2 separate regions of the Homo sapiens genome follow, and region 2 is linked to region 1. Evidence: chromatin contacts called from ENCODE Hi-C or POLR2A ChIA-PET data. All regions are on one chromosome and are shown on one strand. Each heading gives the region's core, a stretch centred on a gene start or an enhancer-like site at or near the end of the contact. The rest is flanking DNA. Distances are from core to core; before and after follow the strand shown. Region 1 overlaps CBX8 (chromobox 8). Region 2 overlaps TBC1D16 (TBC1 domain family member 16).

Region 1 (3,798 bases), core at 329-2,828:
TACAAAGTATATATTTAAACACGTAAAAAGCGGTATTGGATACAGACATTCACGACCGCAGAAGATAGGTACCGAAGCTTCACTCTTGAGCTGAGGCGGAGATCGATTGGAGATTTGTACAAATCTTAGAATTAAATAAACCCAACAGCGCACACACCCTGCGCGGTTGCAGACTCCCAGCCACGTGGCCCCCGGCCCCTGCCCACCCACCCCCCAGGTCAGCGTCGCAAGAGCGAGAGAAGGAGACACATACACACACGGCCACGGACAAACAGCAGGACGGAGGGGCGGCAGGGACAGAGCTGGCTGGAAAGAAGGTCCAAGGGAAGGGGCAAAGTCAGCCCCCAGGAAGGGAGGGAGGTGGGAGTAAAGGACAGGCGGGAGAGAAGGGAAGGCGGCGGCCAGGTGAAGACGCGTATCCCCCAGTCCCGTCCACTAGGTAACAGACATGCCCCTTCAGTGAAGTTTCATCTGAAAATAGCATCGACATTTAAATAGATACACTCGGTCAACGGCGCTTCTTTATACAAAGTCTAAAATACCAGTTTTACAAATGTGAGTAGATAAAAATCCCCATTCCAGGGGCTTCTCTTTATAGGCGCAATTTGATATTCAAAAACAAACACAATCATGTAGTACACCGTTTCCCTCCTTTTCTCTCTTTAAAGGCAAGAAAGTCTGGAGGAGAGGCTGAGAAGCCGGGAGTGCGGAGGACGAGGCTGGGGTTCCCTCCCAGCACCCCCCACCCCACGCGAAGCTCCCCCACCCCCGACTCCCCGCCTCGCTCCCCCCGAGTCTGTGCTTCCTCTGGCGTGCAGGGCCCCCGCGCCCCTCCCTCAACAAGCAATGGGAAGTTAGATCTTCGCTGGCCCTTTAAGGGCGGGGAGGGCAGGGAGGCTGCGGGATCCGTGCTCCAAGAGACGGGGGTGGAGTGGAGGGGACTGATTTGTGCTTTTGAGTCAAAAGAGGGGCGCGCATTCTGCGTCCTCGGAGCGCAGAGCGGTCAAGTCCGCCGGGCAGGGGCGTCCCAGGCCCCGCCGCCTCGCACGGCCTTCCCCGCCGCGGCCGTCCCCACTCCCAACTCCCGCTCCTCCCTCCCCCTTTGGCGGAGTTTGAATGTCGAGTTCAAATAGAGAACACTGCGAATCGAAAAGACCTATAAATTATAGCTTTTGCTTTTAAGAAGGACGGGGGAAAAAAAAGGAAAAAGCAAAAGTTCCGATGCGCATTCTTGGATGAAAACCCCGCCTCGCCCCTCCTTCCCGTGCCCGGCCGGAGCCGCGGGGGTGAGTCTAGCCCCAGCTCCGAGCTCCGAGCCGTGGTCCTCAGCCACACTCCAAGCCTGGCCGTGGAGAGGCCCTGGGTGCGAAGCCACTGCTCCTAGCAGCGCCCGCCGCCGCGCCTCCCTCCGTGGGTCCCGCAGGGTGGGCCTGTCTGGCCATGTGTCCACCACAGAGCTGGCGGCCCGCCCTCCCCAGGCAGGGAGGCTTGTCCAACTCTTCCTGGGAGGTGGGGGCCACCGTCTCTTCTCCTGGCAAAGCTAGAGGACGCGAAAAGGAAAAGTCCACCCCAACACTTTTCTTGCAAAACAACTGTCTCGAACTCTCAGCACTGACACGCAATCCTCCCAATTTATCCTGGCATTTCGGGAATGTAAACAGATTCGCTGGATTTCTTTTCTTTCTGCGGAGTAAGGAAAGGAACGAGGGAACGGGGAGATTTTATCCACATGACATACACACGATCTGCGTGTACCACACACACACCCCTCCCTAAAGTGCATTTCCTGGTGTGGTCCTGGGGAGAAACCTCCTGTCCCTGCCTGCTGGGGACGTTTTAACCTTCAACATCACACACGAAAAGCTTATTCAAGTTAATACTTTTTTCCCTAATAGACTTCTTTACCTTAAAAAAAAAAAAATAGAAAAAAGGAAAACAGACTGACCCCACCCCCCCTTTTTTCTGATTGGGGAGCCAACCTTTTGTTGGCCTGCCTGGCCAATGGGAAGAGAGAGCAAATCTGGGCCGGGCCTTGGTGCCAGGAGTCTGGCATTGGGCTGTGGGAGAAGGGAGGAGGGGTGAGGTGGGCAGGCCAAGCCCCTCCAGACACTCTCAGAAACCTGTACCCAGGGCCCAACTTCCCTAGAGCTCTGGGGCAAGGGGGCCCCTCCTGCCCCAGCTCATTCGGGCTGCCCCAACTAAAGCACAATGAGAGTCTCTCTCCTTTAAATAAAACAACTTCGAGTTGAAATATATATATTTAGATATTTTTCTTAAATAACATATTTACATCTAATAGAAAATATAACTCTAGAGATAATCTTTCCAACAAAAACTGAGGGGGAGGAAGGAGGGATGAAAGGGGCTGGTGGGGTGGGGGTGACATCAGGGACGGGACCAGCCAAAAGGCCACATCCCACCCAGAAATAAAAATCACTATGCCAAGCTCACGCTCACTCTCTCCCCTGCTCTCCTCCTGGACACACCCACCCAGCATTCATCTTTTCTCTTTAAAAAAGCCTTGGTCCGTGTTACTTTCCTTAATGGTGACGGTCAAAAAGTTTGAGGTCACGTCCGTGACCACCACCTTCTCCAGGTTAGTCAGGGAGGGGCTCCAGGACTCTTCCTCCGGGTCCCCCAGGATTCTGGCCACAGGGATCCTGGCGATGAGGGAGGGCCTTCCCCCCTGGGCCCCCATGTCCCGGTACAGGCCCCCCCCAGAGCTGGGGGGGCCTGAGCCATGTCGGACCCGGGTGCCATTGGGATCTAGGGCACCCTGGCCTTTGGCCTCCAGGAAGGCAGCCCTGTGCTTTATCACCCTGGCCGGGAAGGTGTCCACAGCCAGTTTGCCCGTGGCCTCAGCTGAGCTAGGGCTGGTCACACCACACTGCACCAGGTCCGAGTCCTGTCTTCGGGCCAGCTGGATCACACTGTGGCCGGCTGGAAACTTTCCTGCCCCGGAAGGGGTGTCGTCCAGCTTCCTGCCCTTGAGGTACTCTCCGAGGCCGGCGCTGGGTTCGCCTAAGGGCCTCTGTGAGGGGTCCGGGAGCTCCTTCCGGGGCTTGGGGCCTCGCTTCTTCGAGCTGTCCCCCGGTGAGCTGGGCTTGTCATCCACTCTGCTGGTACCCCGCTCTCGTTCCCTCTCACGTTCCCGCTCCCTCTCTCGCTCCCTCTCCCTTTCTCGATCCCGCTCCCGGTCCCTATCCCGGTCTCGGTCCCGGTCCCGAGGGGCCTCTGCGCGGCAGGTGCTGCTGGTGCTGGTGCTGCTCGCTGGCGGGGACAAACCCATGTTTCGAAGGCCCTCCCGGGCCCGGGAAGTGGAGGCCAGGTCCTGGGGCGAGCGGCCAGGGTAGGGGATCCGGATGCCCCTGGCTGAGTCACTTCGAAACTCGTAAGTTTTGGCCTTTGCCTTGGCCTGCGCCTGCAGGAGAGAAGATGGTCTCAAGAGTGGGGCAGGGCCCTGTCCACCCCCACAGGACTCCTCCTCTATCCCTGACCTCCTATCTTTACCCTATGATGCCTGGGAATTTCTACATGGATGCATGGATGGGTGGGTGGGTGGGTGGGTGGATGGCTGGATGAATGGGTGGGATGGCTGTTGGAGCTGAGAGGTAGAAGGATGAGAGAAGAGGTAGAAGATTTGGCTGGAAGTAGTCATTTGCAAAAAGTACACTTTTTGCATTTGATTATTGTGTCCATTTGGGAGGGGGAGCGTAAAGGAATTCTAGTGTGGCCAAGCCCGTCCCCCCAGACACAGTTGGTGCTGCTACTGACTTGGTGACATCTTGTCAGGGAACT
Region 2 (4,105 bases), core at 731-3,230, 150 kb after region 1:
TCTCCACCGTGCCCCCGTAGGGACAGCTCTCCGAGCCGGGATGGTGGCCGGTGCACTCCACCGCGGGCATGGAGCCGCTGTCCCACATGCCTGACCCGCACAGCTTACACAGATCGTGCAGGCTGCAGGGGATCCGGGGCAGGAGGCGGAACTGGTACAGCAAACTCCTCGCCTGCAGACAGAGGACGGGGGGTGAGGAGGGGCCGGGGGACAGCCTGGCAGCCTAGGGTCCCCATGGGAGTGGCCAAAGACAGCAACAGCAGCAACAACGGCCTGCACCTCGGGGGCTCACCGAGTCCTGGACTGAGGGCTCTGCCTGCATCTCCCACCATCACCGGCACCACGGGGCCCTGGGTCTTAGGTGGCTGCAGTGATGGGACCCACAAGGCACTCGGGCTGTGCTCACAGGTGGCTCGAGGTGAACAAGGCCCTTGAATGGGCTTCATTCAGGAGGGTGAACAGGACCAACACCAGCACAGGGCCGGGTGGCGTCCAGCCAAGCCCACCTGTCCCTTTGGCAGCACCCCTCTCTTCTTCCCCCGCACCTTGCTCCACCCCCCACCCCCAGCAGCCTCTCAGCTCCTGCAGGATCTGTGTCCTGTGCCAGAGGACACCACCGACCTCGGGACCCCCGCTCAGTGCCCTGAGGACCACCAGAGAGCTAACGGGCAGCATCTCCAGGAGGCGTCTGGGAAGTGGGGGAGGGGGCCAAAGCCCAAGGTCCCCAGTATTCTGGCCACCCTGTCCCCAGGTCCAGCCTCCTTCTCAGTGTTCCCAGTTCTGGGTTGTAAGCGAGGTACCCCAGGGTAGGGAACCTGTCCTGTCCGTCAGCCCCGGTGAATTCGTTCCCTCCTCAGCCAGCGAGGGAGGCTCCTGTGTCAGGGCTGGCACCCCAGGAAAGTGAGGTGACACAGCCAGGCCGAGACAGGTGCTGACCACGAGGCCTTAGTGGGGAGCCCCCAGTGCTATGGGTGGGGGAGGGCACGTGCTGGGGGGCCATGGTGGGGATGGGGCTCTGGGGGCGGGGCCCACATCTGGGGCAGCCTCACCTTTCTGAGAACGAGCTGGTGGGGTGGGGCTTTGGGGGCGGGGCGGGGTGGGGCCCACATCTGGGGCAGCCTCACCTTCCGGAGAACGAGCTCCCCGTTCATGTGCATGGCCAGGTTTCCGAAGTGCAGGAGCATCTGGTCCGTGGCCAGCTGCTGCTCGATGACGTCATCCCCGTAGATGGCCACGATGGCCACGCAGATGAAAAGGTGGAAGTAGTCCGTCTGTGGAGGCGGGTAGAGTTCAGACACGGGCTCTGACCGAGCCCCAGGCCCTGCACTCAGGGGGAAACTGAGTGCCAGGGTGCGAGTGAGGGCTCCAGGGCGAGGGGTCTGGGCTCACAGCCCAGCTCGGGGGCCGTGTGGCCCTGGGCAAGCTGCACCGCCTCTTCGGCCCTAAGTTTCCCCACCTGCACATGGGGTCTGTCCCAGTACCCGCATGCCCAGGCTGCTGTGACATCCAGAGGGGACGATGCTGAGCTCAGCCCCCACGGGCTGCTGCTGCTCTCCTGGGTGGTGATGTGGGTGGTCTCCATGACAGGGTGGGGGTGGGGGGGTACAAAGAGCACCCTTCCTCAGAAGGCCTGGCCTGTGCTCATGGGGAGGACTCATTTGTAATGGTCCTGAGCAACGGTGTGTGCGGAAGTCTGGGTCAGAACTCACTCCAGCGGGTCATGGAATGCGCCTCTGGCAGCCACCCACGGGTCAGCCTGTCCTCCTGGCTCCAGGCCACACCCCCCAATCATGCCCCAGAGATGACTCTAGGGTTTGTGGCTAGAAAAGTGGGAAGATCCTAACAGAGCGGGCACAGCAGCTCACCCACAGGGTGGCTGAAATGATCGCCCTGTCCTTGAGCCTCTTTTCGGGCATACTTTGAGGACTCCGCAGCCCTCCCTTTAAAGACCGCCTCACGGGGCCTGCCAGCAACGCGCTGTGTGCAGCAGGAAGCCCACGCCAGGTCCTGACGGCTGCATCCTGTGTGCTCTCCGGCCTGGCCGCCTCAAGACACGCCACCTTTGATGCACACGCGCTTCCGGAGGCACAGGAAGGACGGGGGCACTGGGAAGTCCATGTTTAGTCTCCTGACGTCGACCACACAAACCAGACGGAACGGTGTCCCCGGCCCAGGCTGAGCGGAGCACACCATGAGGGCAGAGGCTACAGGTGACTCCCACGCCCCAGCCTGCTCCTGGAGAGACCATGCACCAGGCTGCCCGGCTGCTTCCTCTGAACTAATCTGGGACGGTCTTGTTTTGGCTCTGACGGATCCTTTTGCAGTGATTTGAACTGTGGCTGGTGCGAGACACAGCGGAGGGGTTGCAGGAAGGTGGACGCCCAGCTTCTCTGGGAGAGGAATGTGGGGAGGGAGAGGGAGGGCACGATCTCCACAGCCTGCACAGCATAGGCAGATTTCAGTTCCCAGGACAGGCAGGGCGTAGGGCCGTCCAGCCCCACCACATGCTGACAGCGGACGGATAGCATCAAAAGCCTTTCTCGCTCAGGGGTCACTGAACAGTTAAAGGCCTCACCTGGCAGCAACCTTCCCATTCCACAGAGCTCACTCTCAGCTCATCAGCAGCCCACCCCCACCCCCACCCCGTAATACTACCAAATTGATCGAGGGATGGGACCGACCGTGGCTAAATCAAGCCCACAGTCTGAAAACAACAGAAACTTGCTTTGTGGACTTCCAACACAATGGCAGCCAACAGAGATCCCACGTCACGTGGGCCTCCCGCTGGAATTCTGACTAGATCTCATTACACTTGGGACACAGTAGGTGTCCATGGGAAAGGGACCCATCTGCCGGGCCACGCGCTGAGTTCACGGGTAACATCAGCCTGAACGTAAAGGAATGAGGGCGGCAAATCTGCCACTGGGAAAACGTGCAATGAGGCACGATTTTTTTTAATTCGGGAGTGGTGGGAATGAAGCCTCTCAGACCGTCCATGCCGTGCTTCCCTTCGTTAATGCAGATCGTCCACCCTGCACGTCCACGTCCAGCAGGCTGAGCCAGGAGGGAAACCTAGACCCGGGCCAGGGGCGAGCCGATGACCGCATGCAAAGGCGGCGTGTGGTACCGGCACTCGGTGGCTTCAGACTCGCTTTCATCAGACATCAGCCCCCTGCGGTGTGAGTGAGGACAGGAGACGCTGACGCAAATGTCTTCCAGCAGATGGGTGTTTGCCTCCATCTTCAGGGTTCTCTGACGGAGGCTGCTGGAGCTGCCGTGGTGGATAGAGCCAGCTCCTGCAAAAGGGTCCAGCCCTCCTGGATGCGTCGATGTGAGTTTTTTTTTTAAAAGGCTGATGGACTCAAAGAGACTTGCTTATCTTTTGACATCTCCAGCTTGTCCCTAGTTTGGGCGTTAAGGCCATGTGACAGAGCCAGTGCTGTGCTCCAAGGGGAATTTGCTGAGAAGATGCTGGTGACGGTGGACGGAGAGTGGAAGTCGGTATCACTGATTGGGGCCCTCTGGAGGGGCCGACAGGGAAGTGGGATCTCAGGCCCTTTCTCTGCACAGCAGGGTAACGGGTGAGTCGGCCCTCGTGGCAGGGCGGTCCCGAGGGGGTGGAGCGGTGCTGGCTCACGCTCGTGGGCACCAGCGTCCTGGGCTGCTGTGGCCTAGTGTAGGCCCCCCACAGTGTCACTCACACTGATTGGTTGTGACAGGAGGGAGCTCAGCCCCAGAAAGTGGTAATGAGTGCAGTCAGCGGGCAATTTGCATCGATTTCAGTGACTGGGGAGGCGAGCTGTAAGGTCTGAAGCCAGCCACGTGGGACGGGAAGGCAGTCGCCGTATGGGGGGCTAATGTGTGGCTGTGGGTGGGGGGCGGCGAGGCGGACAGGGGCAGCAGGCAGGGTGGCCACGGTGGTTCAGGGGCCATGGTCCCAACCTCCCCAGCCCTGGCCCCTGCCCTGGTCACCTGGTAGTGGGCCCAGCAGGCCTCCCAGATCCGCAGCGCTTCGGCCTCGGGGAACTCCCGCTTGAAGCACAGAAGGAGCCAGCGGTGGCAGAAGAGCATCTGCAGGCCGTCCTCGCCCAGCGAGACCAGGTGC

What was found. Hi-C counts contacts between places; a loop is a spot of excess contacts on that map. ChIA-PET counts read pairs that join two places held with the same protein, here RNA polymerase II (POLR2A). Pooled maps may share reads with other maps.
Region 2: POLR2A ChIA-PET joins it to region 1 with 12 read pairs in PC-9. The contact joins two enhancer-like sites. A Hi-C loop is called at or near these places in 4 of 37 single-sample maps with no recorded cell type and 4 of 50 pooled maps. POLR2A ChIA-PET finds 5 or more read pairs at or near these places in 5 of 52 experiments (H1, HepG2, PC-9 and 2 more).

The regions. Positions count from the first base shown.
Region 1 is chr17:79,792,138-79,795,935 of GRCh38, forward strand. It overlaps CBX8 (chromobox 8), which reads right to left. Exons shown (of 5, transcript NM_020649.3): 5 at 1-3,421. The coding sequence ends at 2,498. Among named protein-coding and RNA genes, the nearest start is that of CBX8, 3.0 kb to the right of the region's middle. RefSeq lists enhancers at 1,209-1,923, 2,985-3,725. Within about 2 kb of position 1,579, at least 4 of the 41 ENCODE cell types and tissues checked have a DNase peak (open chromatin) inside an H3K27ac peak, as active enhancers do.
Region 2 is chr17:79,940,936-79,945,040 of GRCh38, forward strand. TBC1D16 (TBC1 domain family member 16) reads right to left here. Exons shown (of 12, transcript NM_019020.4): 10 at 3,973-4,105; 11 at 1,125-1,271; 12 at 1-172. Among named protein-coding and RNA genes, the nearest start is that of LINC01979, 16 kb to the left of the region's middle. RefSeq lists enhancers at 1,963-2,242, 2,375-3,100, 3,101-3,826. Within about 2 kb of position 1,981, at least 5 of the 41 ENCODE cell types and tissues checked have a DNase peak (open chromatin) inside an H3K27ac peak, as active enhancers do.